2 separate regions of the Homo sapiens genome follow, and region 1 is linked to region 2. Evidence: chromatin loops called from intact Hi-C (ENCODE). Cell type or tissue: ascending aorta. All regions are shown on one strand. Links, peaks and the distances in the headings refer to the core of each region. The heading gives the core; the rest is flanking DNA.

The links. Peaks named below come from ENCODE experiments on the same cell type or tissue, not always from the same donor. Only the 100,000 strongest peaks of a DNase experiment are listed, where the experiment ranks them.
Region 1: it touches region 2 in a loop (2.4-fold over the local background); 8 of 110 quality-filtered maps call a loop at or near these places.

Annotation. Positions count from the first base shown.
Region 1 is chr3:115,700,640-115,717,494 of GRCh38, reverse strand. The region is part of intron 2 of GAP43 (growth associated protein 43); the gene reads right to left. Among named protein-coding and RNA genes, the nearest start is that of GAP43, 86 kb to the right of the region's middle. RefSeq lists enhancers at 3,469-3,969, 3,970-4,470. In ascending aorta, for the core only: no CTCF peak of the experiment used is centred there; no DNase peak of the experiment used is centred there; H3K4me3 peaks cover 648 bases; H3K27ac peaks cover 1,406 bases.
Region 2 is chr3:115,651,923-115,668,777 of GRCh38, reverse strand. The region is part of intron 1 of GAP43 (growth associated protein 43); the gene reads right to left. Among named protein-coding and RNA genes, the nearest start is that of GAP43, 37 kb to the right of the region's middle. RefSeq lists silencers at 9,842-9,911, 10,092-10,321 and enhancers at 9,243-10,114, 10,115-10,987. In ascending aorta, for the core only: no CTCF peak of the experiment used is centred there; DNase peaks (open chromatin) are centred at 9,817 and 10,257; H3K4me3 peaks cover 2,098 bases; H3K27ac peaks cover 4,038 bases.

The DNA of each region.
Region 1 (16,855 bases), core at 5,487-13,486, 49 kb before region 2:
GCTACTAAAAATATAAAAGTAGCTGGGCATAGTGGCATGTGCCTATAATCCCAGCTACTAGGGAGGCTGAAGCAGGAAAATCACTTGAACCTGGGAGGCGGAGGTTACAGTGAGCAGAGATCCTGCCATTGCACTCCGGCCTGGGGGACAAAAGTGAAACTCTGTCAAAAAAAAAAAAAGACAATAAAATTTATAAATATAGAATGTTAGAAATGAGTGGACCCTTTAAGATCATCCAGTCACTAAACCATAAACTCTTCAAGGGTAACAGCAGTACCTACTTCAGCTCAACCTTGAATCCCATGTCCAGCACATAACCTCATTCAGGAAAGAACCTCAGTAAATATTTCTTGAGTGAAGGAATGACTGGACAGCCTCATTTTACAGGTGATGACACTGAAGTCTAGGTGCATAAAGGAACTTTCCCTAAATCATATGACTTGCTTATGACCAAGCCAGAGCTAAAACTCAGGTCTATTTGTTCAGTTTTTCCGATTATATCAGGTGGCCAAACTCATTTTAGCAATTCGGCACTGAAACTAAGTAGCTAGAGTCCATAGGGTTTTAGTGACCCATACAACTTTGGAGATTAAAAAATTGTTGGCTCCAAATTATAAAATAAAACCCGTAAAATTAAAATTGATGAAACTCGATTAGATGGCTACAAAAGGAAATGTTAGTCAGTTAGCTGGAACATATAAAACTCTCTCTCTCTCTCTCTCTCTGTATATATATATATATATATATATATATATATATATATATATATATATATATTTGTCTGAGATTAAAGTAATTTTTTACTTGATATTATTGAATATTAAGCAAAATATTTGCTTTGTTTTAAGCGAAGGGATGACTAGTTGGCAGAAAAAAAAGTGGGTCAAGTCAATGGATGCAGTGAAAGTTTTATAGGCCACCAAGAAATTATGGAGAGGAAAATAAAATATGGATGGAGGAAACAATGTAAAGAAACAATCTATTACAGCTTCCAAAGTGAGATAAACTAAGAACTCATGATAACATTTTTTAAAAATTCTACATCCAAATAAGGGAACAATAGCCAGATGTGGACAATACACCTGCTCTAGCTAGCCCTACTTTTGGTAGGAGACTGCATGTGAGTTTGGGAAAGGTTTTAACCTCTGACAAAGCAGAACTTATTATAAACAGAATCCAAGTTTTGTATAAATAGTTCCATTTAAGCCTGAATATCAGAGGGAACATTTTGATATTGCTAGCTTATTCTCCCACTGATGTCAACCCTAGATAAATCATTGCAGTGATAAATAATGTCGACTGTTTAGTTTATATCTACATTTTCTTACCTGTTCTATTCAGCAGCTTAAAACAACTGCCTGGAAAGAATTATGGATTGTGACTTCCCTGGTCCTTTGTATAAAGTATTTAGCTATAGTTAACATTTTCGAGCTCTTACTATGTGCTCAGAACAGTGCGAAGTGTACCTGTATCATTGCATTTAATTCTCACATCTACCTTAATCACCCCATTTCACAGCTGGGGAAACTGAAACACAGGGAGACTGAATGGTTTACGTAAGGCCACACTGTAAATTCCAACGTAGGACAGAGTTATCTCAGCAGATTTTACTTTAGTTGCTTTCCCTGGTTTTACCTTTGCCCAAAAAGAATGGGTAAGTTCAGAGTGATAACTAAAGCAGGGAGTCCGGTCCACAGCTATGTAGGTCTGAAGATTACAACGTTTAAAAATTGTACCATTAAAAGCAGCTAAAAATGAAGGGAAGAATCCTGATAAGTCTTCTGTAGTATAAAATCTGGTCTTGGCACTTTCCAGCACTAATTATGTGATTTGTAAATGCTAGAGATGAGTTAATATGTAATCTTTAGTATTTTGTGCAAAATCTTTGATCATCATGGTGAGTGTCAAAGACAAATGAATGGCTGGGGCCAGCTGGTCACTCCAATTACCATGTTCCATTTAGAGTAAATAGTCACATTCCTCATCTAGCGGATCAACCTCCCTCTGAGACAGTTATTACTTAGGAAGGGGCTATAGAGTCTAGAAGATTGAAGTGTGATTTTCAACACCAGGTGACATAGAACAAGTGAGTAGAAGCAATGACCTGGAGCTGGCAAATGAGGAAAGCCTGGAAGTGCTAGTGTGACGGCTGAAATCCAGCAAGGCGAAGCGTAGAATATGCTTGTTCTTTTTCAGTTTGCCTCTGAATAGTACTTTTACTTGTATTAAACATTAAAACTTAATATTAGTACTGTTATTTTGTTTAAGACATTACAGGAAAAACAAAAATGAGTCACAGTATTATGCATTAAATGTCTGTGTTCCTTCAAAATTCATATGTTGAAATTCTAACCCCCTAAGGTGACGGCATTAGGAGTAGGAATCTTTGGGAGGTGGTTAAATCATGAGGGTAGCGGACTCATGACTGGGATTAGTGTCTTTATGAAAGACACAACAGAGAACTAGCTAGTCTCTTCTACCATGTGAGGACACAGCAAGGTACAGAGAAAGCTGGCCCTTACCAGGATTTGTCTGTTGTTTATAAGCCACCTAGTTTATGGTATTTTATTATAGCAGCCAAAGACACTCGGGCTGTATGTGTGTGTGTGTGTGTGTGTGTGCACGCGCACACGTGTATCTATGTAGTGACCATTGAATGAATTTCCTAAGACTATTACTATTATCTACCTAGTGATGGCTTCTCCCCAAATCCATCTTTACCAGGGCAAAATCAATCCCCCAAATCCAGTTCTATTATAAAACCGAATGTGTCTAAAAAAAAAAAACAATAAACAAAAATCGATGATGTGTTTTAGTTTTAAATTTAGTTTTAGTAGTTTAGGCTTTTTTTCCTTTTAGGGGAAAAAAGTTTTTTCAAGACACAAATTTTTCAAATGGAACATAGTCATATTTTCAGGAGTAAATAACCTTATTTATATGAGAGGCTTAAGCTAGAGGCTCAAAAACTTGATTAAATTATTTAATGAAGTTGATTAAATACTCTTGCTGTGCCACGATTTAGTCTCAAAAATTATATTCAGTCATTTGGACAGATAATGTTAGAATCTGATAGAAAGCTGTAACCTGCCCATGCCATGGCATTTTAGCCTTGACAAAAACATTGCTCTTCCAAGCCCAAAGACAGCTTAGAGATTACCACCACGTTCACTGGCAGCCTCCATGAATTTTGTCATTTCTGTGTTAACTTAAAAAGAGAAAGTTAACATCATAGAAAGTAAATTCATATATTCTTGATGCATGATAGCTCAAGGATCCTTCAAAAGGGAAGAAAGAAAATGTTTTCATTCATTCATTTATTCATCCAGTGAAAGAAATTATGTCTTACTATGTCCATACACTGTTCCACGAACTGCAAGTATAGCAGTGGTGACACAGCCATGAAAACACAAAGCAAAAACCTCTAAGTTATTGGAATTTATATGCTAGCAAATTACTGTAATAATGTGTTGTTTATTGGAGAAAGAATGGTAAAGGAAAGAACAGCTAGATAAGAAGCACTCAGCCCTAAGGAGCGTAATTCGTCCTGGGTCACTTCTCTTGGATTTGCAAAGCTGACTAATTTGAATGAATCTCAGAAGTTTTGAAAAAGGAAAAACCATAGTAGTTTCCATATTCTTGATCCACAACCACAATTCCTAAGAAAGATCAAAACCACACTAAGACAGCAATAAAGATCTAAGTTATCTCTGCATGTATTTACAACAATGTAATGGTAGCCTTAAAGGATTCAGGGGATTAAGTGGACAATTTCACAGTGGTCCTTGAAAGATGTATGCCAAACTTGCTCTCTGATTCTTGCTAAAATAGAGTTTGGAAGCAGTTCTTGCCTTTATGCATTCCATTCATTTCCTTGAAAGGATGAGAATAGCATGTCGATGCATTCTGTTGGTGAGCAAATACCAGGAGCATATGCAGCAGCGGCTGCTTGTGCGCTCAGCCAGGCAGCCTGGTTGCAATGCTGCTGGAGGGATGGCGATGTTCCCAGCTGCCATTGCCTACACTGAGCTCTAATGGCCCTGTTTTCTGGCTCCAGTCCAGGCCCTTCCACAGCCCTACATTACTGAAATTAGGTTGAGTGGATTTCCGAGTAAAACATTACCTCTTGGGACCTGCCCAGCTCTCCCCAGCCTTGTCAACATTGATTAAATAGAAGCTGCTATCATCCTGGGGCCATGCCCACAATTACTCTACCAATCACCAATGAGCTGGGTGTTTGCTTCCTCTCTTTTTATTTTCATCTTTCTTGAATATTAAGCATCATCACCTCAAAAGCTCAAAGGAAAGTAATAATAATAATAATAAAAATCTTTGGCAGCTAACTCACATATGGCCCTTTTGTTGCTCACACAGTCTTTTTCTTTAGCTATATACCAGATGTCCATCTGGAGCCTGGATCATGGCTTTCAGTGGTCACTGTGATCCACATTTTGCTCGTTTCATTACCATGTTTCACATTTTAAGTTCCTTTCAAAACACTGAGCCAGTATATTTCATTTTGATGTGAGGAGAATTATGCAAGTAACATCTCTGCCCCCATTTCTTCCTTACTTTCCAAGCACTTAAAAGAGAGAATAACCTTTTTGCTAATAACACTATACACTAAAGGATTTCAAAGAGTAACCAAGAAGAAAAATCAGAGGCAGCATGATGGGGTCTCAGTGATATCTGCAATATGCCATCTACATGTCTACTTTTTCCCTCAAGTTTAGGCCTAAGACCAGGCTGATTCCTATTCTAGCCTAGACTTTGCCACTAACTAATCATACGACTTCAGAGAAGATGCTTTTCCTTTCTTTGTCTCAGTTTCCTAATATACACATAATATGAATAATAATGCGTGCCCTACCTTATCGTGGGTTGTTTGGAGTTTGAAGGGAGGTATTTGAAAGTGCTTTATAAAATCTAAAGTGCAGAATGTAGTTTGTCGAGATTTTAATCCAATTTATGGGGTTTGAGATTTGCTGAATTTTAATCCAACCTTCAGGAAATGAAGGATTTGAGAAATTCACTCAACCTAATTCTAGCTGCCAAGTTTTAATAGTCTCAAGAGGAAAAAAAGCAATTCTTCCACTACCCACCAAAAAACTTCTTTCCCAGACAGATGATTAAGAGACCTTCTCCCCTAGAATGTTTCTGTAAAGTCTGACTCTGATGAGGAAACAAAGATATGAATGACTAATTAATTAGAGAGCACTACTCAGAAAATAAAGATATGAGTGACTATTAATTAAAGACAGCTACTCTTATAAAACTAGGACAGAATATAATATTTCTAGTCTATAGAACAAAAGACAGTGTTTTTTTCTGAATGGAGAAAAAACCCAGAGATATTTTTTTAAAAAATTAAAACTAAAGCCAAAGAAGGTACAAGTTGACTAGCCTTGAAAACTTCTTAAAACATTATTTATAAAAAATGTCTATCAAATCATCAAAAATTAGTGTTCTCTCTTCTTCCCCAACTAGAAATATGCAGAAACATCAATAATTATAATTTACATGGCTTGCCTACTTGCCCTCAATAATTTTTGGAATAAGATGAAGTAAATATATTAAGTTAAATGATGTTAACTTTATTTCTTACCATTATTACAATGAATAAGTCAACTTCTAAAGGTTAAAAATTAAAACAAGAAATTAAGGGTATTCTCACTTTAGTATAACAAACAGTCAAATAAAATCACTCCCTCATCCCTGCTCCCAGCTAAATTACATGCTGAGCTGGCAGTGGAATCTGTGGGTCTATTGAGGCATTGCTTCAGTTTGTTTGGGGGTTGGAGGGAAGAGGTAGAATGCAGAGTCAGCCTAAAGATAAACACTGATGGTTCCAATGGCACTGAGAAATTATGAGAAATGCCATGACAAGAATAGAAAAATAATGCGATAGTGAGTGTTGTTAACTAATAGTGATGATTAGAGACATTTCAACCTAGGAATTTTTGTTTTCCTCCTTTCTGTAGGGGGGTGTGTGTGTGTGTGTGTATTTAGAACTTAAAAATCCCACGTGTGCCCAAACTTTATCATGGACTTCTAAAGACCTGAGTTTCAGGAGCTCTTTTCTCTCAGCATTTTCAAATTCTTGTGAGCTTGCCATAAATTGATTGCAAGTGGTCATTATCACAGTTGCAGTGTTGGCTCATAGCACTTTGCCGTCAAATAATTTCCTGAATTCTTTTTGAAATAAGGACTATTTTATTCTCCCAGGGGAATTCCAAATACATGCGTGCACGTGCACACACACACACATATGACCGTGAAGAATTTATAGCTTTATTTAAGAACTTTGATATATGGTATAACCACAGAAATCTAAAGCTTGGAGGAACGTAAGAGATACTTTAACACCCAATTTTTTGATAAGAAAATTGAAGCTGTAAGAAATTAGGTAATTTCTCTACTATGGTCATAAAATTGAAAAAGGCAGCACTGAAATCCAGGACTCCTGACTCACAGCCCAGTAATCTTTCCTTTATGGTATGATATTTTTCTAGGAGACTGGGGCAGATGACATTCAAAACCCAAAAACATGCTTTATCTTTATGCCTTGGCAGGCTGGATTCACTGAGACATTGAAGCTGATAGTTTGGTTTCATTATCTTACCAAACATAAAAACGGAAAAGAAGGAAAAAAAATAGGCTATGTTCTTAAATAATTTGAGTGGACAAAAATCATAAAACCTAAGTTTCACTTTGGGAGGCTTCATTTTTAACAGAATTTTATTATTAACTATTTTTTTTACCCAGTTTTCACTGTGAAGGGACATTAAATAATGAAATTTTTTTGCTATGAACTCTAACCATGGACACAAGCAAGAGATTGAAGAGCTAATTGGTCTCAATAAAAACAATTTATACATCCTGAAAATTTGGTTCAAAACAATTTTTAGTGGATTTCTCAGAGATTTGAACTAAACCAAATTATAAAACAAAAACTGGAATAAGCAGAACCATGTCACTGATATTCAACTATAGCAGTGCTTTTTTATACTGATCAATGAATCAGAAAAAGATTTTGTTATTCTCCCTCTTTAAAAACTCCATAAATCAGTTTTAATCAGGTTTAAAATAAACGTGTTTTAAATATTTGAGTTAAAATATCTAAATTATCTCCAAACAAAATTTGATTTTAACACTTATTTCACTCAGTTCAAACTTCTCAATTTTCACAGTAAAAACTAGGTCAAGGTATAGCCTATGATATCTACAGACAAAAAAAAAAAGAGTAGGTGAATAATTTTTCTAGGTTGACTTAGAATGTGATTTCCCAGAAAGCAAACTTTTGGGAAACTTTCAATTTCTATGGTAACCATAAGTTATCTACACTGCTTGGCACATTATAGTGAATCAGCACTTTAAATTGTAGTTCTCAAACCATACACATGAATCCGTGGGTGCTACAGTGAACTCACAGGAGTGCCAATATATATTTTGAAATTTGAGAGAAACTATCTGTTGGATACTGTGCAATATACTATTATTAAGCTCCTTGAACCTAACTGTCTAATAAGCAGAGGTTTAGGGGTGCCGTGAAAAAGTTATCGAGCCATAAACTGGAAAAGCTTGAAAACATATGTTTAAAATTAACATTAAAATCAATTGCTCATGTGTGTGTATATATATATATATATATATGTATGTTCATGTATACTTGCAAAATGCAGTAAAAATTAAGAATGCCATTTGAGACTTTAAAGTGCTATAAAGGACAGTTACAATATGACTGATTATCCAGTAATAACCTTTTTTCATATTAGCATTTTAAAAAGCTACTTAGTCAATGTTTGTACATCACCTTGAAAATGAAAAAGTGCTTTATGATTTGGTTCATTAGCATATATTCTTTGACATAGGCCTTAGAGTGAAATAAGCAAATTTATGTTATTGTTTTAGAACACGATCAATTTACTAACCTTTAATTCTAGGAAGTCAATGTTAATTGTATGTGTTTAACACTCTGAAAAGAAGTTTACAAGAAACACATCAGTAATTTCAATTCTACATCTCCCCGTTTCACTCCACAGGATCCCAGTTGAGAAGAATCCCAGCTAGGTGAAAATCTGAGCTGGGATTTCAGCCTCCAGCCTTTGCAAACTCAATTGCCTAAGAGGCCAGGCAAACAACATTAATGTGAAAATCTGGCCAAGGGTAAAATTGGCAGTGGGGTCTGTGGGGAACTGGAGAGTGCAGGTTTTGCCTAAAGGCATTAAAAAATGCTAAAGAACTCTCGCTGCAAAAGCAAGAGGAGGCAGGGCGTCTGGAGTAAGACATGTAAATTTGTGGACTCTGACTTAAAATGAAAGAGGTTCCCATTAATCAAAACTAATCAAAATAAAAGGCAGTCTCATACTTGCCTACAAGAACTAACTTTAAATCTGGGGTTCTGAATGACAGTGCTGCTTTTTCTATTTTACTAAATTTAAACTACTAGCATTTAAGATTTTTCAGTGAAGTAAAAATAAATAATACCTATTTCAGATTTTATAAATGTCCCACCAAAGCAAAAAGAGATAGCAAAAAAAAAAAAAAAAAAAAAAAACCCAGCCAGTTGTCAATATCATCTGTTCCCTCACTTGCCACTCAAATATTCTACAACTCTACATCTCTCCACGTGCCTTTCAGATGTCCTACATTCCTTGTAGTAGATGCTGTTGGTGCCCCTCTCAGATCTTCTTTACCAGGTCCATGCTCCCATCCCCCAGCTGCCAGAGGTGTTGGCTGCTAACAGCCCCACCTGCCACTTGGGTAAGGTATAGAAAATAGGAGCCACCTCAACCTGGTTCCTGAGGGGTCATGCCCCTCTGCCTACCATGACTCCACTCCAGTACCCTTGCTTTTGGACAAAACAACCTCTATGGTGCAGTTTGTGCTTCAGAGCTCTCTGTTGGATCAGGCTGAGACATTTCCCCTGAACTCTCGTCTTTGCCTGGTATCTTCCTCTGCTCTATCCTCTTTTCTCTCACTCTCTTATAAGTTTGCACCAATAAATTATATGCACAAGAATTCCCTTCTTGGACTTTGATTATGGAGATCTGGACCAAAGATAGCTCTTTAACCAAAAATTAAAAACTGGAGTTGGGAGGCAGACCAGCCAATGATATCAGTGAAGGATGTAGTAAATCTTCAAGTTTGACTCATTTGGATTTACTGCTTATAATTCCTATGACCCAGCTCAACTACATTTTCAACCTCCAAACTTACACTAAACAGAATTCATCACTTCATTCTCATATGGAAGTTATATGCCTTGCATTATATCATAGTTTGTGGTATCTTTTTAGTCTTCTTCAGTTGACTGTGGACTAACTTCTCAAAAGAAAAGTATACATTTGTTGGTGTTTTAACTCCACAAAAGCAGAGATTTCTTTTATTTTGTTCACCAGTGAATACCAAGTACCTAGAAACATGCCTGGAAAGTATGTTTCTAGATACTTGGTATATATGTGTGTGTGTGTATATATATATGTGTGTGTGTGTGTGTGTGTGTGTATCCCGATATATATATCTTGAATGCTTTGTGACATGTAGATGTCACCAAAGTAATTAAAGTCACCTCAATTACCTCGGGAAGAAAACCTGTGGTCCTATAATGTTACCATGATCAAAGGAAATAGCAAAAGTTTGTAAATTTAAAAATATTGGATTATAAAAAGGAACCCCAATGCTATTCTGTTTCATAGCCATGAAAATCATTATCCCATCATTCTCCATTTTTTTGCTAACTTTAATTTTATACCTATCTTCTAATTTTATAACCAAGTCTTCATATATAAAGAAAAAGTAAGAAATAGATATCTACTATAAGCATAACTATTTTTAGATGCGCAAAGTAGTAGTTAAGAGAGTTGATTCTAGAGCCAGAGTGTTTACATTTAAATTCTGTCTCTCAGGCTGAGTGCAGTGGCTGATGCCTGTAATCTCAGCACTTTGGGAGGCTGAGGTAGGAGGATCACTTGAGCCCAGGAGTTCAAGACCAACCTAGGCAACATAGGGAGACTCAGCCTCTACAAATAATTAAAAAAATTAGCTGGGCATGGTGGCATGTACCTGTCATCCCAGCTACTTGGGAGGCTGAGGTGAGAGGATCACTTGAGCCTGGGAGGTCAAGGCTGCAGTGAGCCACTGCACTCCAGCCTTGGTGACAGAGCAAGAGCCTGCCTCAAATAGAAACAAATAAATAACAAACAAACAAATAAATAAATTCTACTTCTGACACTATGACCTTGAGTAAATTACTTAACCTCTCACTGCCTAATTTTTCATAATATTGGTACCCACCTCATGGGGTTGTTATGACAATTAAATGTGTTCATTTAAAGTCCATATCAATAAATGACATATTTAAGTAAGCGCTTATAAGTGTTGGCCATTATAATATGACTAGAAGGGACCTAACATTGATTAATGTTTACTATGTGCCAAGCATTGTGCCAAGAGGTTTCACATATAGGTAATCAAAATGTATCTTTGCTGCTTTTCCATTTCTTCATAAGTAAAATAGGAATAATAATATCTACCTCATAAATTTGTGATGAACATTAAATGACAATAAACATTTTAAAATGCCACTTCTTTGCTCACATGAATGCCTAATAAATGAGTTATCTTCAACCTTTTCTCTTCTAACTTATGCTTATCCAATCATAACTCACAGCCAAAGAGAAACTGTCTTCAAATATCCTGACAAAGAAAGAGAAGAGTCTCTGACTTGTAAAGTTTCTGCTTGTGGAGTGAAAAAAAGAATAGTTTTTTGAAAACGGCTTTGAAGTCAGAGACCAAAGTCCAAAAATGATCACAAAGGCAAAGGTGACCATCGGCCAAACTTGAAGGGCAGCAAAGAAGAGAAGTCATGATTCAGTAATACAAGAATCAAGGCTACTAAGCAGTAATGCCTTCAAGGGCAAAGACCTTTCTGATATCGATGGTATTTCAAAGCAGAACAGCCTTCTCTATTTCACATCTAAAGAATAGCAGCCAGTTGATTAAACAAACAAAAACCTTATCTTTGAGCTAGCTTCATTTGTAGAAAAACTATGTTTACCATACTGAATGAGTAAAAGGCCAAGTCACAGCCTACCCCCCAGCTGGGTAGTAAATCTTGCATCCAATAGGCAAGTTACAGAGAGGATGGCAATTCTCCAGGCTTAAGACACTCCATCCAACTTCAAGAAAAATTCCCTTGTTTAATCATAATGCTGGAATCCTATACTTGAAAAGGACCCTAAGACTTCTTTTTAATAATTGATTCCTTAAGTTTCAGGAAAACGGTAAGATGCAATGAGATTTTTCAGCTTTTTTTGTGAGAAAGTTCTCATTTCCAGGAAGTACTGAAGTTATTTGGGGACAGGCATATGATGAAGGAAAAATCCTTTGAGAAGACTGCGCTGATGGGGTTCTTCTTTCTACTTATGCAAAACACTCTCGTTTCTGGGCGTTCTCAAATAGGGAATCCCAGCAGACTTTGAAGAATAAGGAATCAGAATGGGGTAGGAAGTGGCTGTTCTCTTGAAAGTTTTCTAGGCAAAGAGACGTCATACTTCTTTTGGAATCTTGTTCAAACATGATTGAAGTTAGCACCGACCTCCACCCTCCACGAAGGATTTTCTACAATTCCTCCTGCTGCATTTTGGAGGAAGTTAATAATTTTCAAAAAATTATACCTCGTGTATTTGATGTTAATTATTTAGGTCCATACTTAAGAGGTGAGGAAAAATTAAACAGGCTAATCATGTTTGTTGGTAATTTTTTATTGAATCTACTTTCTTAGCTTTTCCTTCTCAGTTTTTCATATTCATTGAATGATTGCTTAGGCATTGTACCGGCCTTTTCAAAAGTTTGGGTTTTTTATGTTTTGGTATTTCTATTATACCCATTATTTTCAACAATGTCACCCTAGATCTCATCTAATGAGATCAATCATAAAAGTGTTACTGTAGTAATTCCTGCCTGCCAGACTTTGAGAAAGTTAACCAACTATCTTTCAGTTATACTGATTTCCATTTAAAAATTCAATAAATGATTTTAAATGTTTTAATATATGATGAGTTAATATTCCTTATTATAAAGTTGGTATTTCCAATATTTACCTTTAAAAGCAAAAGCAGATCTAGGTTTGCCAAATCCCATGATCTGATATTTGATTAAATGATTTAATTATCTGACACCAGGGTTAAAATACAGAAACTAAAGCCAGACATAATTTTAGCTCTGTAAGAATGACACCAATAGTGACTACAGCTGCCTAAAAATATTTCCTATTTATATCTACTGCTTGGGTAACATTTAAATTTTTAAATAAAAGCACTGCATTTATGAGTCATATTCATTCAGCTCATGCCTTGCCGTGGTTCGGCATGATGTGTTTGGGTAGTACTTGAGATTAGCCAGACAATTATTTATCTTTGTTGTTTAATTTTCCCTTATGGCTGTATCTACACAGCACAAAGTAAACTAGAGACTTGGCAGTTGTCTTGTTAATTTTATCAAAGCAAATGGCTAAGCCACATAAATCAGGACAAAAATACAAAATCTGTATATACCGTCACAGACTCAGCTTGTAGTTGTTCATGAAATTACAAAGTAACAGAAGCTGAAGGAGACCTTAGAGATGATCTGATTTCAGTTCCTTATTCTCTATGAGAAAAGCTAAAGATGAAGAGTTTTTGTGACTTGTCCAAAGACACACAGCTAATTAGAATTCAGCGATCCTCCATTAGATCATATTGCCTTTCATAGCCTTGGGGAATGAGTAAAATCTGCTTGATTTTAACTTGCATCTCTTCCCAGAGTCCTAAATGTACTGTATTACTCTAATCCTCTCTCCCTTCTTTCTTCCTTCCCTCCATTGCTATTTTTGTTTGAGAAATGCAAGGTAATTCAATATAATTTTGCTTTAAGGCCTACCAAAAGTAATTTTAGATACTCTGGAGGCTTGCAGAATCATGGCTGAGGATTACTGTTTTATCAAATTCTAACATGTTATGTTCAAATTGCGGGAGGTGAAGTGGATATTTTATGCAGAAAGAAAATAAGTGGAGACCTCTAAAATTAGTAACTAAGGTTGAATAGTTAGCATTTGATTATGGTAGGCTTCATAGGCAAAATGGCATAAGAGTTACTGGAGAATGAAAATCCAGAGATAGCTAAAATTACTACAAATGCTATCATATCTAAGAATTTAAGAGATCGTTGCACTATCCTGAGGAAGAGGAAATAAAAGTGTAGATAATTCCTCCCATCTATCACCCCCTTCACCTCCAGTGCCAGCAGAATGTTAAAAAGCCAACTGTGAAGATTTAACTCAGTTTGGGAGTTAATTTTTAAAATATTGTTATAACAAAAAAGCCTTGCATTATATACTTGCATGTGTGTAAATAAATGCAATCTCCATCTCTTACTGGGACAACTCATTTTGCAGTCATTGTGTGCCTTGGCTTCCTGGGGCCTGTCAAATTATGGTGCTGCTTTTGAGTAAAAAATCACTTTAGGAATCAATAGCACTCACTGGAACACAACCAGAACTATATTGAAAAAGTGATATTAGTATTTGTACTGATTTTTTATTTTTCAGTCAAAGATCTCCAAGCTGTTTACTTATTTTTAGTGGCAAAGAATGTTATAGATTTGACTATTTGGGAACACTATAACAATAAACAGTTAAAGAACAAAGAGTCACGGAGAGTCCGTGTTTTTAGAGGATAGCTCTATAGAGTCATGTACGCTCTGCCTATCATATAATACAGCCATTTGAAAAATCATGCCTCACTTTTCTGAACCCAATGTTTTTTTCTCTCCAATAAAGCCATTTTCCAAGACATACTTTACATCTAAAACTGCCTCCTATTTATTATCTACCTTATTTCAAAATCCTATTTATTTGAAAGCAATCAGAATACATACAGAAACTTCAGAGTAGAAAGAGGCTGTGGAGATCCTCTAGCATTTCCCCACCTAATGCAGGAATCCCCTATGATACCCCAGGCAGAGGGACAGCCTCTACTTTAACAGGCATTCCAGCTCTTCTGTAAATTATTCCAGATACTCAGCTGAAATCTACTCCCTCTAAGTTTCTATGGAGTTCTGTCTTCTGGAATAACACAGAACAAATATATCTCAAATATATTCTCTGGCACATGATAGCCCTTCAAAAAGGCAAAAATAGCCTCTTTCCTCATAAAGTTACAAACATCTTATTTTCCTCTTCAATCATAAAACTTCACTAAAAAATAAACTGGAATTGTGCCATCTTTTCCTCACCTTCCTTATTTCTCTGTGAACTGAATTTTAGCTTTACTGTTTTTAATAACAGTGTTCTCCTTGATTTCATAAATATACATATTCCCAATCCTAAGGCCTTTTCTCATTTACCATTGTTCTTTATCTTTCCTTAAGTACTCTTTATTTTGACTGTTGACCTTTACCTGAGCACTGTACTCCAGAAAACATCAACAATTAGGAAAGTTCCTTAGCCTTTTGCTTTCTTAAATCTCCCACATCTTTTTGTACTCCAGGAAATGGCTAACCTTGAAGAACACTCTTCTCCATATGACTTGCGTCAACTCTTTCTCAGGACTCCCGTAAGACTCAGAGATGATCCCCTTCTTTACCTGTAACAAGGGCAAATATAGACCTTTCCCCTTTTGCCTGAAACTGCTGACAAAAATAGATACAGATACTCTTAACTTTCCATTCTTTGTCTCATGGATGTTTAGCTGAGATTAGAATTTTTTCCTTTGAAAGGAGCTACACACACAGAGAAACAAATCCTGTTTAGTTGACTGGACTTCCCCTGATTGCAAAACAACACAAAATTACCTGACCTATAACTTGTCTACTCCTTCCTATAAAAGTCTAATGGAAAACCACCCTGCCAAGACATGATCTTGAGATCTGGAGTCTCTTGCAACAGATTAAGTAAAATCATCTCCTTAACTGTTGGTGCATTTTGGCTTTGACACCTTCTTAAAATATTCCTTTTTCTTAGCTTCAATGAGCAGTATATTCTGGATTTATTTCTGCTGTTTTCTAGCTTTTCTTTTGCCATTCTGGGTCTAGTTTTTTTCTTTCTGTCCCCTAACATGACCTCAATCCAAGATTCAAGTCAATATTATCCTTGTAGACTCTGTATCAGAAAACTCATTCCCTCTAATGACTTCAATCCTGACCTCTATCCAGGTAACCACCTGATTTATATTACCACTGTCTTATCATTAATCCTTAAAGATCACTGTAAGCATATTACTTTCTTTATCATGAAATCTTAACTCCTTGTTCATATCCATCAAATTCCAAGTTCTACTTCCAACTTCTTAAATTCTTAAATTCCAAATTCTTACTTCCCAAGTAAGTACAATCTTGACTCCATTCCTGGCTCCAATCCTATGTCTTTATCTGAGACATCACCTGACCATTATCTCTACAAGTGTAACCAGATTGGCCTTAACATTCTCTCAGTGATTCAAATTTAAAACCCTCTCTCCCAAATGCACCTGTATCTGTTGATTCTTCTTTCTCAGAAGCACATCTCTCTAACTGAGGCCAAGAAATGGAAAGAAAAGATTTAAAAATAGGAACTGTACTAATACAATTGATGTTAAATATATCAGACTCAAAGAGAATTGAATCTAGCAATACTACTACAATTTGGGCATGGAACCAGTAATAGCCAATGGGAGGAAGGACAGGTTGGCGGGGTGGAATGTCTGAGGCTTATGATTATGGGAAACAGTAAAATAGAAGGTCAACAGCAGAAGTAGTAAACAAACATTGGAGGTTGGTAGAACACAGCAACTAAAAAAGTCCAATGTAAATCAACCATGGACATTTGGGGAAATCTGTCAGCCAACAATACAGCCTCCTAATTATAGGTCCAAGAACAAGATTACCATCTCCAAGAGAATAGATGAGAATAAGGCTAGGCCTTAGTCTTGGAGAAACCAGAATCTAAAAGAGATAAGATAGGAATGTAGGTAATGTAAACCAAGCAGAAGTCTAGTTAATGGAACTGTTCCCAAGTAAGAAACCAATTATTGGTGGGTACCATTTGACTTGGTGGTGAGCCAATTGTGTGTAGGGCTCTTTAAATGACCCTACCCCCGGAATAACAATGATACTGATTCCACAGCCAGGTACAGAACTCACCTGAAAGAGAGATGGTGAGTGGTGAGTGATCTCACAGAGGGGCTCAGAGGATATATGACAGTACACCAAACTGGCATTTCAGGGGGTGGCAGAGAAGATACTAATATCAGAACGAATAGAGTCATATCTTAACATATCATTCTGTTCCCAAGGTAGACCTCTTCCAAACTTCTTCTCTGTTGTGGATAGTGGTAGCTAAAATAGTCACTTAAAGCTGACAGATCATAATATGAACGGGAGAGGAGATGGTTGCTGCCCCAACAAATTATCTGACACCCTTTAGTCTGAAACAGGGAACATAGCTTTCCTTGGGATTTAAGGGAAAGTGTACTAAATTTAAACATTTTGTCATAGTCTTACTGTCATTTGACTGGGTCATGTTTGATGTCTGCTGTCAGTCTGATCTACATGTCCTTGTCATCACTGCTAATTCAGGTAATAAATTTCTCAATGAGTAGTAAAGATAATTATAAACTCATCTGTGCCCTGAGGCATCCTGTGTAATTACTGAGATCAAAAATGTGAAAATACTACAGATAGAAAAAATAGAGTTAATTTTGTTTCCTACATTAGGTTTTTATGAGATTTCAGAGGGAGAATTAGTGAATTCAGGAAAGTGTAGCAATAAATTTGGGGTAAAGATGGCATAGAAAATATTTAGATGTGGGAGAAAATAAGAAAAAGACTTTTTCACTGAAGT
Region 2 (16,855 bases), core at 5,855-13,854:
GTGAGGCACTGCTCCCTGCTTATATGCGTTTTCACTAGCAAAACTGGTGAAAGTGGCTGGGTGCTGTGGCTCATGCCTGTAATCTCAGCACTTTGTGAGGCTGAGGTGGGCAGATCACCTGAGGTCAGGAGTTTGAGACCAGCCTGACCAACATAGAGAAACTCTGTCTCTACTAAAAATACAAAATTAGCCAGGTGTGGTGGCACATGCCTGTAATCCCAGCTACTTGGGAGGCTGAGGCAGGAGAATTGCTTGAACCCAGGAGGCGGAGGTTGCGATGAGCTGAGATCACACCATTGCACTCCAGCCTGGGCAACAAGAGCGAAACTCCGTCTCAAATAAATAAATAAAAGTGGTGAAAATATTCATGGGAGATTGCTGGAGAATCTCTGCTCCCTACTATTTATATTTAATCTGTGTATTGCTCTCCAAAGCTTAAGGGGAGTAGGCTGGGAATAACTAGTCCCTTAGTTATTCAAGGAAGGAAGTCTCCTTCCCTAAACAGGGGTTGGAAGAGCCCAGTGTTGCGATGAGGCACGTTAATCATGCTGGTCATGTACCAAGGCACAAGCCAGACAGAATCACTTGACTAAACTCCTCTAGAAAACTTTTGGATATAGCAGACATAGGTATAAGTTACCTAACTGAATCAAGGGTCAAAATCACTGAGACTCAGGAAAATACCTATGGGAAGTCAGCCCTGGGAGGAAGCATCTCTACTCTTGAGCAATGGGAGCAAACCCTCTGATGAACACTGCCCATTACAGAAGCACATGTTGATTCCCTCAAGAAATGACATGCTCAAAGGACAGAAGGGCTGGCAAAGTGAGGGGGACACTAGACTCTGCTCTCAGAGAGGTTGCTATGCCTTTAGCAGCCACTGTGAGCTAGGAACAAAAGGGTGGAACTCCCCATCACTCAGCTAAAAAGGCTATCACAGACCAGTCCATGAGAGGGACTGTGAGGCCTCTTCTGCTAGCAACTGAAGACAGAAGAAGAGCTGCAGGAAGCCAATGCATCAAGAAAAAGACAGAAAAGCAGTTTACCAGCAGACAAACCCCTGTACTACCACCAGAGGCAAATCTTTCCCAGCTGAGAGGCCCCAAGAGCAAAGCACATGCCAAGCTCCTGAAGATGGTCAGAGCTCACCAGCAGGAAGAGGGCCCCAGAGCCCAGGGAACTTAGCATAAAACAATCTTCCTTCCAGGTAAGACACTGCGAAGTGTCTTTTGTTGGATACTCAAAAATGTGAGATGCAATAAGATAAGTATTTTCTTAAATTACTACAGTCTTCCTACTATAACAAATAATGATTGTTCATCTATTTTTTCTTAATTAAACCCCCTTCATAAGTTACAGTCTGAGTCAGCAGGTACTTGAGACATTTTGTTCAATGAATAAATGAGTCAGAGACTTTTCTCACCCACTCTACCACACACCCTTCTTCAAATGTTGTCACTCTTGGTCCACTTCTCTGTCTTTCCCCTCTTAGTTCTTATGATCATCTGCTGTATGTTTTTATTTTATTACTAACTGAACTTCGCTTGGGCTATAAACAATCTGAGAACAGAACTTTATCTGTTTTTTTACAATCTTCTAAGCTTCAGTGGCTAAAATAGTGCTGGCACATAGTTGATACTAAAAAAAAATGTTATTTTTAGTTGTTGCATGACCACATGCCATACTGTGTTGGTGCTCAGAGAGTGTGTAAACTCTCTGTGTGTGAACACTCAGCTCACTGGCTGGGTGTTCTCGCTCCAGGTCACTAATGCTGGAGCCTTCATCACGCCACTCTCCAGCAGTCATTTTCCTCTCTCTTCTTACATTTATAAGTGCACAGTATATATATTTAGTATTTCAATTCAATCCTCATCATGATCATGTGAGGAACACATCACTGTGCCTGTTTTATAATCAACACAGATGAGGAACCAGGAAGGAGTCCAGCGTCATCCAGCTTCTGAATGACAAAGCCCTTGCTTAGTCCTCCTCCTGTAAAAGTCAATATTCCCTGGTGCTTAAGAGCATGGGCTGCGGAGTTAGACATGTGTAAGTTTGAATTCCAGCTCTGCCAGTTACTTGGTAGATCCTGACCTTGGGCAAGTCAGCTTTAGGCTCCTCATCTGCAGGATGAGGGAATAAAAAAACTATCCCATTGGGCTGATATGAGAATCAAATGAGTTAATGCACATAAAGCACCCAGCACAGTCCCTGACACTTTGTACATACTCAGAAAGGGGTGGCTGCTACCATTATTCTCATCATAATTATTGCCATCACCATTATTCTCTCAGAGTAATTTCTAGAGCATCGTGACATTAAGTTAAGGCATGTTGATAAGACAAATACCAGAGGAGATTTGGTCATGAGACTGTATTCATCCTGATGATTGTAGGTATCATCACTCAGAGGGTGGAAAAGCTATTTCTTAACTCGACAGTACTACTGAGCTATATCTATTCTCAAAGAAAGAGATAAGCAGGAAACCATGTAAAATGTGCCATAGTACTCAACTCTGTTCTTTCTTATCTTGGGAAGGGGGAAGATCTGTTTACATTGTCAAAGTTAAACCACAGTCCCACTCTACTATCACCTGACACACACCAACTGATTCCTTCTCAGTCTTCTCTAACTTACCCACCCCCCAAAACTTCACCTAGTGTAGGAGCTTAGTGATAGAAATTCACTGAAACTAGAAATCTATTCATTCCCAAAATATGTGACCTTCACCTGACATCCCCCAACCACACACACACACACACACACACACACACACACACACACACACTCATTTAGCCACTATTTCATATACAGTATCTATCCCATTGATCCAACTATATCCCTCACACATCTAGTAAAACAATTGCCTCTGCAGGTTCTGAGAGCTACTCTATGTGCTTGTGTGTGGTAATACTCAAGCCTGATAAAAGTTACAAATGAAGCTGCCAGACATTTGTAGGGGACTAGCTTAAGAGCATCTGGTACTGAAGATCATTATAATTTGAAATTGCCAAGCCAAGTATATCCAATGCACCCCCACTGGATAGTTAGTAAAGCCCAAATATTATATACCTCATATCTAGTAAGGATACACAATACGTGTCAGAATGCATGCTAAAAGTCTAGTTGGTGGGAGAAGGAATTTAAGACCCCATTTGCCAAGGGCTGTGGTGGGGGGAAATGACAGTGGTTTAAATTTATGCATTATAGGTTATGAAGTACTTTCAACTTAAAATGATTCCTCTGAGAATGATAATGAAGAAGGCTAAGCAAGTGTGCCATCCCCTTTAAAAAAATAAGGAAACACAGATTGTGGAAAGCCTCACAATTAGTAGAATGGGTCTTAAACTTAGCCCTCCAACCTCTTATATTTTAAGGAAACTAATAGAAAATTCAATCTAAGAATTCAACAATGAACACTCGAAAAGTATGACTGAATAAGTAGCAATCCTAATATCAGCTCTAGGACTACTTGAAGTAGTTTTAACGAGCAAAATTGGTCTATATTTCAGATATTCTGAAGGGGGTGGCTCCAGAATCTCTGTGTAGGAGGCATTAGGGGAAAGAACATGTTTGCAAGAGAGAGCTGAGTGATTTTTCTTAAAACTGCACTTGTATAGCAAGCACACTGCTTTTTGAAGTATACTTATTTATTTGAGGGGGGCACATGGGATGATTTTGCAAGGACAGTGTTACCTATCAGCAGTAATTTGTACACACCTTAACATTCTACATTAATCACCAGGTGAGTGATTATCCTTATAGAACAGTATTTGAGAAATTAAAAAAAAATAAAAAGAGCAAGTACATTTCTCCCTGATTCTAGAAGGTATGTTGTTGTATTCTTCCACATGTAGAAAAAAATAACTGAATGCCTTTTTTCAGGACTGGGGTGGAAGCGGATTGCATCAGGTACAAGGCATGTGGTTTGAGCATGCATAGACTTCCATTTTAATTAGATTTCTGTCCCCAAGCTGCTGGACAGTTTAAGGAAAAATATGCAGGACTCTAGAAAAATCTTTAACTGTTAATTTTGGATCTAAGTTTGTTCTTGTTGCTCATGCTGCCATTGTCCTTGTTCTTATTTTGTTGACACCCTCTTCATTTTTGGCACTGGATTCTCTCTCGATGATCTGTCATTGACATTCATTGATTACTTGCTACCTGGCATGGTTTTGGGGTCAAAAGATCTGAGTTTGAATCCTGGCTCATTCACTGCTTAAATGTATGACCTGGGATAAATTACTTAATTTCTCTAAATTTCAGTTTTCTTATCACCCATATTAGAATCCTATTACCTATTGTGCAGAATTTTTTTGAGGATGAAAGAAAATAGTATTTGTAAAATGCCTGGAAGAAGACAATACAAATGAAGTACAAATTGTTACTTTCTGGAGACTGGGGATTGAGTGAATTATATGGTAAATATTTTATAGTTTTCTTTTATAGCTCCACAGAGGGATGTTTCAGGGATATGCACACTTAAAAAAATAATAAATGCCTCCCACTAACACATATAAAAAAGCGACCTTTAAAAGTAATGACATAAAATACCCTCATATGCTTGGAGAACATAATAATAGCAAATTCTAAAACTATATGTCAAGCACTCTTCTAAGCACTTTTATATGATATATACACACCCCAAACATATTTATTGCATATAGTTTGTATATTAACTAATTCAATTCTAAGAACAAAACTATGCAATGGGTACTATTATCTTACAGATGAAAAGACTAAGTAGAAGGACATTAGTTAAGTAATTAAGTAATTTGCTCAAAGTCATACAGCTAGTAAGTGGCAGAGTCAGGGTTTTAACCTAAAATACTTGTATAGGTTACATGTGAGGTAAAATTACCCTTGAAATCCAGAAAGTCAAGAAGCCAAGTGAATAAGGACTAGGTCGAACTGCTCTCTGAAGATTTTTCCTCAAGCCTCCCAGGCAAGGTAAAAAGTGGAGTGCGGGGTGGCATAATTCAGAGCAGGACTTTGTCATCGCCAGTGTCTGCCAATGCTGGCCTAGTTCACTGTCTAAAAGACTAGGCTGTAGAGCTGTCAGTCCAATTTTATCTTCCTGTTTTGAGATCTCTTTACAATAGAAAAGTAGAAATAAAATTTTTTAAGCAAGGGCTGAGGTGTTATGACCTCGTCACCCAGGTGATGCTGTGACTCATTTTCCTTGTGAAGATTTTGACAGGGAAAATTCACACTTGAGATGTTGAAAACAACCCAGAGACCAGGTTCCCTTTTAATTCTGAAAGCAAAAGAGAAAAATATCAGAGAGCAGGGAAAGCAATACTGGGAGAAGAGGGAGGGAGAGGGCATCAGGTCAGGAACTATGGCTATTTAATAAATGAGAAAAGCAGATGAATGGACTAGAGTCAACCTTATGCATTCTTATCAGAAGGAAGGGATTGAGCAGGTGGTAAAGAGAAGGTTCTGCGATTTATTCCTGAGTGTGAGGATTTAAATTCAGCCTGAGTTCCTGAATTAAACATTGCTTTTTACTTGAACCAACTATTCGTGTTCCTTTTTTTCACAATTGTAGTGAGGTATATAAGGAAACCCCATCTAGAACTGTTTCACGCATGCCGTACAAATTGCTCTGAATCGAATGATACTCAGAAAGTATCATATTATTTATGCAGCATAGGTTGTGGAGAAAATGTATATGTTTGATGACTGTGTAGTTCATGGTACAAAGCAGCAGCACACCTCCCACTTTGTGGTTCTGCAGGGAGAAACACCGAACCCTTTGGAGCCATCAAAGAAAGAAAATTCCCTTTTATTTAGTTTGGAAACCAGGCAAGCAAATTTTACGACTCTTGAATTAATTCCTATGAACCTGCGTTCAGGGATTAATAATAATCTAATCTTTGAATGAAAGAATTTGGCTAAATTGGGTAAAAATAGGGAGATATTGTCTAATTCTGCAGTCTTGAGGTCAATGAAAATAACTTTCTACTTGACATATACAACACTATGAGACATGCCACAACCCTCTCATAAGTGATGTCACATGGCCCAAAGGGATGTACAGAGCACCAAATTAGTGAAACTCCAACAATGGGGAGCTTTACAGATGTGTTGCTGCATAAAAAGTCCTGGAGACTCTCCTGAGTTCAAGAGGTGATGTCACCACTCTTACCAGGATTCTGATTTACTTCTCAGAAACCAAGAATTTCCCATATTACTGTATCAGCTCAGAATTATACCCAAGACTAGGAATAAATGATTCCCAGAAAAATCCAGTAGCCAACTCTCTCTGTGGTTTGCAATTTGACAGTTACTACATAGAAAATTCCCTAATTTCTCCCCAAGCCAAATTTGCAATTCAAAGTCATATCAAAACCCGGTAAGCTGAACAAACCAAAGTTGCCTGATACCTCTGCAGCCTCTGGTAAATGAGTATGCATCTGAGTGACTATGCCATGATATGGAAGATATGGAAGCACCCAAGAAACATACAACAGAAGGTTTAAATCACTGCAGAGAATCAAGGCAATAACAGAAGTAGCTGGTGGCGATAGTGCAGTGGGTATGCAGGGAGGACCTAGACGAAGATTCTCCTTTTACCAAATGTCAGAAACTCTACCTAGAAGTACTATTCTCATATTTTAAGGTTTAAAACTGACAATAAAAGCTAACACTATAACATTCAATCTAAGAAGCTCTCTTCCTTAGTCTGTCTTCCACTCTGTGCAACATATTTTATCACAGTAAGCTAAAATCGAATTGTGGTTTCATTACAATATGCCCTTCCCCTTCCCCCCGACCCCCACCAAAAACAAACTTTAGACATTCCCATTGCTTATCAAGCTAAGAAAATATGCATTGCTTTGGCATTTGAGAAATTCATGAAATGGTCCCTATCTTCCCACTTCTCTTGTGAGCATGCCCTGTGGTTTGCAATTTGACAGCTCCCAGGTAAAAAAAAAAAAAAGCCCTAGTTTCTCCCCAAGCCAAACTTGCGATTCAAAGTCATATTGCTGGGTGCGGTGGCTCACACCTGTAATCCCAGCACTTTGGGAGGCCGAGGCGGGTGGATCACGAGGTCAGGAGATCGAGACCATCCTGGCTAACACAGTGAAACCCCATCTCTACTAAAAATACGAAAAATTAGCCAGGCTTGGTGGCGGGTGCCTGTAGTCCCGGCTACTCGGGAGGCTGAGACAGGAGAACGGCGTGAACCCGGGAGGCAGAGCTTGCAGTGAACAGAGATCACGCCACTGCACTCCAGCCTGGGCGACAGAGCGAGATTCCTCTCAAAAAAACAAAAACAAACAAACAAACAAACAAAAACAAAGTCATATCAAAGCCCGGTGGGCTTGACAAAGCAAAGCCAAGTCAAACCACCCTTTGGGTGACACTGAAGTTTGCCTGCCTTAGAAGAACCTCTGCCCAGTTATATCTTAGCAGCTTGCTCAACTCAGATGCTGCACAAAGGCACTTACAGCTAAATCTAGGCGTCACATGCAGAAGTGCAGGATAGAAGAGAGTGGTGAAAAAAAGCACAGAAAACTTGCTGGGTTCCAGTGGAAGGGCCAGACCAGTGAGCTAGCAGCATGCCAGCTGCACTCCCAGCTGCAAGGGAGTGCAATGAGCTGCAGCTGGGAGGACACTTGTGGAAGGAAAAACAGTTTTTTTTTTAACAATCTGAGTTGAGTAAATTGCTTATGTGTGAAAGAAACATTTTGTGGAACCAAGTTAAATGGTGCTAAGTCACTATACAAAGGATCACACCCTCCAGCTCAAGACACCTGTCTCTAGGGACTATTTCTAACAATCTTAGATCTGGATGAAGACAAGGCAGTGAAAGCTATCGAGATTAGCTAAGGGAGCACAGTGACCTGGCAACAGAAACAAAAAGGGCTTCTTAAATCCCCAGGGCTGTTCCCTCAGCAAGAAGGAAAGGCAAGGAGGACAGATGCTGTCTACAGCCTAGCCGTTCCACATGTGGACCAGCAACATCTGCACCACTAAGGGCAGTTTGGGCTGGCAATGCAGACTGTCACCCCGCCCAGGCCCACTGAACCAATATCTCCATTTTAACAAATCTTTTGCACATTCAATGATGAAATATACTGGCCCACAACACTCAGACTAAACACACCCGTTCTGAGAAATCTACAGTTCTTTTTGAATATCTCTTTAAATGAAAAGTTTCAGACAGTTTCAGAGGTGCCTCTATTATAAAATTCAGAGAAATAATCAGCAGCAAGAAGGCCAGGCCTGACATATCCCAACCTGACTCCAACTTTATGAAAGTCTCTTCACTTCTCTGGATCTGTTTCTTTGTCTGTACATTAAGGGAGTTGACTAGGAGATTTAAGACAAACATTCAAAGTGTAAGTTTGAATTGTGTGCAAATGTATATATGTTCTGTTTCCCTATTTCTCTAGAAAAGAAACATCTAAGAAGTTATCTGTGATCTTATTCTAGTATCTGGAATGGTATTTATAGGTATATAATTATAGGTACATAATTACTGGGAATTTTGGAATATGTATACAACATGAGGATCTCCAAACTGAGAGAGCACCAAACTTCTCCGCTGGCCAGCCTCCCATGTGGCAATACCCTTGACTCTGTACAGTTAAGGATGACTTGACCTGCATGCCTCTATGAACTGTTAAATAAACCACCTCAACAGGAAAGCAGACACCATCCTTTAGGCATCTAATTCCTACCCTCTCAGAATGCAGTAACAAACCCTTCATGATTCAGCAAAAAGCTAAACATTCCCCCAAAGCCTCTGCGATGAAAAAAGTGAAAGATTCTAAAGAAATGTCTCCCTTCACAAGTTTTAAAGCCAAGTTTTTAGCTGTGTTGAAAATCTGAATGGAACTCACTGTCCTAGTTGCGGGGGAGGGGGCTGCTAAAAATAAATAAATAAGATACGCGAATCACTGTTATCCTCTACCACAGTTGGCTTCAACCTATTTAAAAAGAAAAAGAGGTCAGAAAACAGAGAGGGAAGGTTCTAACCCTCATGAGCTTCCTACACTCATCACTGGCAGATGCAGTATTGTCTCTCTACAGCTCGTCTACCCTCGTGGGTCTCTTCAGTCATCAGCTTTTAGGGATGGGGACCCATTCTGACCCTAAGAAGCTTGCTGCCTGACACCTTGCCCCTCTTCCCTTTTCTCTCTCTCTAATATTTTATTTTAATTTTTCGCTCTCCTTTCATGTGGACCTGAAGCCACTTACAGCCTGTGACAAAGCCCATCACATCGTAGTGTTTAATGTTCATTCACATTATTGAATGAATGAACAAATGCATGCTGGTGCCATGTGTTTCCAAGCGAAGAGGAAATCTCACACCAAGTCTAAATTTGGCCACGTCTACAATCATCTCACTTCTTTCCACCTGCTTCGTTTACCCTCCCCCCCGAAAAAGAAACTTGTGTGCAATTGTCTATAGAACCTGCATTTCATAGTGAGAAATGGAAAGTTCAAATGAAAAAGCCTAGAAAACTTTTTAAAAATAGTAATAATCATGAAAGGCCATTGTTTTCCAAATGGGGTCTCTGGCCTTCACTCCTCAGCTGTTTGTTCCTTCCTGTGCTGTCTTCTAAAGACAGAGCATTGCTGTTTAGTTTCCAAAGGTCCGCTTTTGCTGACAAAGAAACCTTCCTGCCGGCCGCTCTTCCACTCCCCTGGCCCTGTTAGAGAAAGAGGCGCAAACAGCCCGAAGAATGCTAAAGTGCTTTTTGCCGCCTCCAAGCAAGGAAAAAGTGGGCGGTACAAGAAGGTTACTTCCAATTGACCCAGCTTTCTCTCCTCTTCCCCACCCGCTGCTTAACCTTGGCTGACCCAGGGCTGCTCAGTCCCCGGAAGCAGGCTGCGGTTGCTGCTGCGGGTGGGAGCTGAAGGCGAGCGGGCCAAGAAGGGCGAAGGAGAGAGCCCGGCGCATCGCCCCTGGGTGCCCTCCTCCCGCGGAGAGACCTGGGGCCCTGGGCTGACGCTTTTGTTCTCCAAGCCCCTGAAAGAAGCAATTATCTCCCAAACAAGAGATTGTGGAGATTCGTTAAAAATGAAAGCGAACTCCCGGGTGTTCGGGGAGCAAGAGGCCTCCCCGGAGGTCTGCGGAGTTGGAGGAGGAGCCCCGCGGACCCCAAGCGCCGTGTCGCTGCCTCTGGGGGGCTCTCCGTGCAGCGGGCGGAGGCCGCGCCACGCCCTGCGGTCCCCAGGGTCTCAGCGGCTGAGGCCACGCCCGCAGCACGGCCGCGAGCCCGCGCGGGTGGGGGCGCAGAGAGCCGGTGACTGACGGCAGCCGGGGAGAAACAAAGAGATGAGATCACACTGCAGAGCCGCCGAGGGAACGCCTAAAGAAGGCAGAAAATGAGACGCGAAAAGGGCCTCATGGAGTCAGAACGCAGAAGGTGGGGTAGGAAGGCCAAGGCAGAGAAACGAAGCCCTGACTTGGAGAAGGGAAACCAGGCAGTTTGTAAGCCCAAGAGTAAGAAGCAAAGTGGGGAGAAGGAAGACAAGCCAGAACCAGCCCTACTTAGGAAAAAAAAACCAAAAAAGTTTGCTTCAACCCTCTCCTCTCCTCTGCTGCCCGTCACGTTGTTCTCTAAACTCTGATGATTTGTGTCAGTTCTTTACATCGTATTTTGTTTTGTTTGAGTCTGGGGTCTAAGGATGGGCTTCAGAGTATCCCTGAAGTAGTGTGCAGTATGTTTGGTTTATATGATTATTTCAGTGTTGAATGCTCATAGCTTTTTTATATGTCTAAGGTATGTAATACCCCGAAGAAGGTTAACTGTTTCTAGGCCGCACCATTGTGGAAAAGAAAAAACAAATAGAAAACAGCTAACATGGAAATGTTACCAGGGATGAGGAATTTAGTAATACCTTGTCTCTTTGGTTAATCAGATTAATACCAGTCATCTAATCAAAATAAACATTTTTGGCTGGGTACGGCGGCTCACGTCTGTAATCCCAGAACTTTGGGAGGCAGAGGTGGGGAGGATTGCTTGAGCTCAGGAGTTCGAGGCTAGCCTGGACAACATAAGGCAATTGTGTCTACAAAATATATTATTTCATATATTATTAATATATGTTACATTGGTTTTGCCTGGGGCTCCTTGAGGCAAGTCACCAAAGGAGCAAGGCCAAATCTCATCACATAAGATTATTAACTAGAAAAGACTAATTTGTTCTAGGGCCATACTTGTACCTGATAGCTTCTCACCCAACTGTAAGTTGATTAAGGGCAGTGACCTTATCTGGTTTGTCATTTTAACAGCAGCTCCTAGCATAGTCCGTGGGACTTAGCAGGTACTGAAAAAATATTTGCGAAAGAAATTAATGAATTAACAAGTGAAAGATAGTCTTCTCCCCATCTCCCCATAAACTGATCAATACCCAAGAGGCCCGGGATCAGTTTCACCATCTGGTGGTAACTATGGGTAGTTGAACAAAATCTCACCCAGTGTTCCTTTCTTCGTCCTGGGGGTGAACACACACCTAAGCAGTCTTTCTCCTTAGACCTAAGCAACTCACCTCTCCTACACTTCCACTTTAGCTCATCGCTTGCTCACATAAGCCACTCATTTCCTCTTTTATTCTCTTTTTATCTGTTTTCTCTTTGCCCTCTCCCCACATGATGTTTCTTCCAACCTTTGCCCATCATAAGAAATCATTTTATCCATCCCTCCTTTCATTTATCTTGAGACTCTCATTATGACACAGAAGTAACTAATACAAAAGAGTTTTGCTATAATTTTCATTCTCAGTACTGTTGAGGGTGGGCTACCATAATACTTGTAGACTAGAAAAGGGAAATTATACGCAAGTACGTGTGTATATAGTTTTTTATATTTTTGCATTTTTAATGAAATTATATATGAGGAAATGGTTCTATTACACTCCGAAGCCCAGTAACATTATTTTCTTCTATGTTTCCATTGCAAACATATAGAATTTCAGTTACATTTTGGATCAATCTGAGTTTTACAGACAGGTCTGGAAATTTTAGGTTATTTCTGTGGGGAAAGCCTTTTATGTTTCAAGTTTAACAATTTCTTTTTGAAATACAATCCATTTTTTACTAGGAAATTGCTTGCTTTTCTAAGAAACTTCTCTAAGGGGCTGTTTCACTGATACACTTTTACTTTCTGAGAACGATGGAAAGATAACATTTCTATTATTACAAAATCGAAGTTTAGGTAGATTACATCATTTTCTCCCAACCAAATTTCAGATTAGCAGAAAAAGTCCTCTTTTACCTAGATCAGGGATTCCCCACCCTCAGTATACATATTTACACCAAAGAGGCTTGTTTAAATCCAATTCATAGGTTCAACTTTCAGAGATGCTGGTCGAGGGAGCCTAGTATAAAGAGCCCAAACTGCATGTTAGTAAATGTGCTAGTGGGCTGCATCTATGGTCCTTAGACCTGAACCACAGTCCTGATTGGAAACAGCTTCCTTGATTTTATATTAAACAATTCAGAATTTTCTATTTCTACCCCATTACCTCTTTACTTTCAAGTCAAGTGGATACCCAGCAGCCGCTATCCCACACAAATGACCAAGAATCACTATTCTAAATTCCAGCATGCATAGACCCACTGAACATAAGACACAAGGCCTAGAAGAGACCATCACACCATGACATTTCATAGCCCTTGAAACTGAGACCAAGAGAGTGAGTCAGTAGAGCCCCAGATAGAGCTGGGGCTACCTCATCACCCCCTGTGTTTTTGTTTATGTCCCCAGGGCACAGAGTATGAGAAGGCTGAATTTTGGACAAAGTAGATAACTGAATTAGATCATTAGTGTCAAAGGCATGCTTTGGCCTAAGGCATGTGGCAGGCCTCAATTTATTATCCTTCCATCCCAGGCCTGAAAAATCCAGATTAACAGACTAGACTGTTCCTGTTGTATTTCAGTCATTCTAACATGCTTTGATCCTCCTGGGTAGTTCGTGTGGAATTATAGAAGCATAGCTTAAAAGAAATAGTTTATACTTTTCTGTCCCAGAAGCAAAATGCCCCAGTTTTGCATAATGTCATTGAATATTATAGTATTCAATGAAAATGCAAATTAACTTTCAGTGTTTTATCACATTTACTAAGTTATGAAATATATATTGGTCTTATGCAAAGTTTTGGTACATGTGAAGGTACTGATAGCCCCAGTTCAGGAGAAATCCCATCCTTCAGGCAGACACTAGATCCCTGTATATAATATTCTGTACATACTATTTGACATGATTTAAGAGAATTTTGCAGAGAGAAGATAGTGAAGCTTATAGTGATATGCATATTTGTAATAACAGACCTGTTCAATAGCTATTCTAATACAATAAGCTGACCTTAGTGTTGTGTTTTAATTTTTAGGGATAATACTGATTACCATATAGTCACATAAATATATACCCTGGGGAAAAGCAAGTATCTACAACAAAATAAATTCATTAGCAGAAAGGATTTCATCTAATTCTTGTGTCCAAGGTAACATTGGCTTTTTAAATAAGGAACCATTGACTCTAGTTTCAGGAACCCTGATCCCTGCCAGACCCTTCAGCAATGAGTTTAGAAATATTCTGGTGTTCACAGATCGAAAATTTGACCACCTTGATGCAACCTGGCCTCACTAAAGTTTAGTCTATACCTAAGTTACACAGATCTCAGAGGTGTGTGGGGCATGAGAAGTTTCCTAATCCTACCCTCTACTCATACATATTTCTTGCCTGGAAAACTTTATAATCAAAGATTTATTACTACTTTCTTTAGATGTGGAGATTTGCCCAGTATCACTAGAAATTTTTAAATATACCAAACCATCTGAATCATTTCCTAGGTGTCTCTGGACTTCCCTGCTAGATGCCCCCCGTGAATTTCCATATTCTTTAAAAATCACCTCACTCAGTAATAGACAGTAATGAGACCTCTGCACAGAATGTTACAGCTGCACTGTACTGTGTACATTTCTGGAAAATGGACTTGGTATTATTTTCCCCCAAGAAACCACCAATTTACACATCTGTTCTTTGCAGCAGTGGATATAATTATCATGATGCTGTTTATAGGAACATGACCCTCTGAAGGGGCACTAGCTAAATATCTGTAAACAGGGATAAACATACTGTGTTTCTTTCTCAAGCAATTTGAGTAATTTTTGCTGGAGGAGAAAAAAAGCCATCTTTTGTCCAGCCAACGTTTGGCAGGATTCGCCTTTCTGAAAGTGTGACTGTGTGTGATTCGTTGTGCCCCAGGAAGGCAGATTTACTGAAGCACTCTTCTGACTCAGGAACATAGTGTTCAATTAAAACAGAGCTTTTAAAAAAAAGACTGCTAAGAAAGGTGAGCTGAAGTAGCATTGGGTCTGCTCATCTTTTCCTCAGATCTTCCTGGGATGAGCTGGGGTCTTTAGTAAGGACCATTTGTATTTTCTAAGTATCTTTCTCCAGAGAAGAACTTTTCAGATAAACTCTCCTCCTTTGCGGTTTCATCTACTGGATAAGTGGACAAGTGTGTGACTTGCTTAAGTTTATATTGAAATTGAGTAGAATAGTCAATATTTGAATCACTTGGTACTTCATTCTGAGCACCAGGCAATTCTGTTTTATATATATTGTGGCCAACTGATAAATTAAAGTGAAAACAATTGAAATATGGATGTATTTTTTACACCACAGCAGAAAACTTCAAATCTGTGAGAGTCAATTGACTTGAATTTTTCAGCCTTGAAAAAGGCAGAATCATCCAATCACAGAAGGAATGTGTAAATGCCTATAGACAGTGGATTTGGTGTTGGGGGAGTGGAAAGGGGAGATGTGGAGACCAATATTTCCTCTCTACTCTTGATCCATGTATTGTAGAAAATGTTCATTAGGGCTAATTTTTTTTTTAATTTCAGATGTTAAATATCTGAAAAGTGATACATGAATCTATCTTTCATAGGAAAATTCATTAAATATGAACAAGGCAAAGTGTTATTTTTAATATAATAGCAATACCTACATTTGGATGGCATTACTCAAACTCTAGGGCCAGTGCAGAGTGAGGACTTCAGAGATAAGGCCCAGAGGCAAGATTAGAAAACCTAACATACAACCAGGATTAAGAAGCATGTGGCATGTCTCTGAACGAGGGATTTGAACTAGATGGTCAAGTCTTTTTCAACTCATTAATTCTAAGAATCTGTAAACTTAGTCTTGGGAGAAATAAAAGTTTTAGGAGGCGCAGGTTACCCTTGGTGAAATAGTGGTATTTCACCCCGCCACACAAAGTAGGGGCAGACACCATTCTTCAAAAACTTTTTCTAGTCTCCTTTGACATTGGAAAAATTACCTTTTTATTTATTTTATTTTGTTTTTAAGACAGAGTCTCACTCTGTCGCCCAGGCTGGAGTGCAGTGGCAAGATCTCAACTCACTGCACCCTCCGCCTCCTAGGTTCAAGTGATTCTTGTGCTTCAGCCTCCCAAGTAGGTGGGATTACAGGCATGCGCCACCACACCCAGCTAATTTTTTTGTAATTTTAGTAGAGACAGGGTTTCACCATGTTGGCAAAGCTGGTCTTGAACTCCTGACTTCAAGTTATCTGCCCCCCTCAGCCTCCCAAAGTGCTGGGATTACAGGTATGAGCCACCGCACCTAGCCCAGTACCTCATATTTTGGGCAAAAAGACAAAAATTTATATGCCCTGTTGTCAGTATTCTCCCAGATGAGGTAGAGAAACCCAGTCTTGAAGTTTTAGCTCTGCCTTCCCTCTCATTTGAGTGTCTGCTTAGTCTAACCTAACTAGATCCTTCAACTTGCCTCATAATTTCTTTGGCTGGTAACTTCCTCTTTCAGAAGTTCTGAATAGCAGAACACATTCAGTTGCAGAGGTATATAAAATTGTACGGAATCCACTGTTAATAAGTTACAGAAATTCTCCTGTCAGTACATTTAGTAGCTACTATTTTGTCTCAAGACGGTGGTCTGAACCAAAATTACACTTCATATCTATTCATTTTCATCAAAATCTGTCAACCCTTTCAAAAATTACCACAGTGAGAAGTATATGCAAAATATTAGGAACTTAGGTGAAACGTCTTAATAAAAATCATTTATTGAACACTGCATAGGCGGCTGGGTGCAGAGGCTCATGCCTGTAGTCCCAGTGCTTTGTGAGGCTGGGGTGGGAGGATCACTTGAACTTAGGAGTTTGAGACCAGCCTGGGCAAGAGCAAGAACCTGTCTCTACAAAAAAGTTTTTAAAAATTAGCTGGGCATGGTGGCACATGCCTGTAGTCTCAGTCACTCGGGAAGCTGAAGTGGGAGAATTGCTTGATCCCAGAAGTTGAGGGTGTGGTGAGTTATGATGGTGCCACCACTGCACTTAAGCCTGGACAACAGAGCAAGACTCAACAGAGCAAGACTCTATCACAAAAAAAAAAAAAAAAAAAAAAAAAAAAAGAATGCTGGATAAGAATCATCAGGAATACAGGAATATAGAGATGTAGAAAATACGATTCTTTCCCTCAAAATAATTACTGTTTAAATATGGTAACAACAAATGAAAGAATTAAATAAATAATACAAAAGATAATATCTTCAGAATTAAATGAGCGGTACAGTTTATTTGTGGAGAATTCAAAGGGAAAGATGGATTTTGGGGAAAGGTGATGGACTCAGTTTCAATGGTAAATGTTTGGAAGGAACTAGACACCCAGTAAGCAACTAGAAGCATCTTAGTACAGGAAATATACACTTGAGTGTCTTTTATGAGAAGGTGATAGTTGAAGCTATGAAGGTGGAAGAAAATTCTAATTAAGAGAATTAAAAATAAAAGATCAGAAAAACTAAGATCATGTTTTTGTATCACCTCTATCTAGAAGACAGAGGAGAAA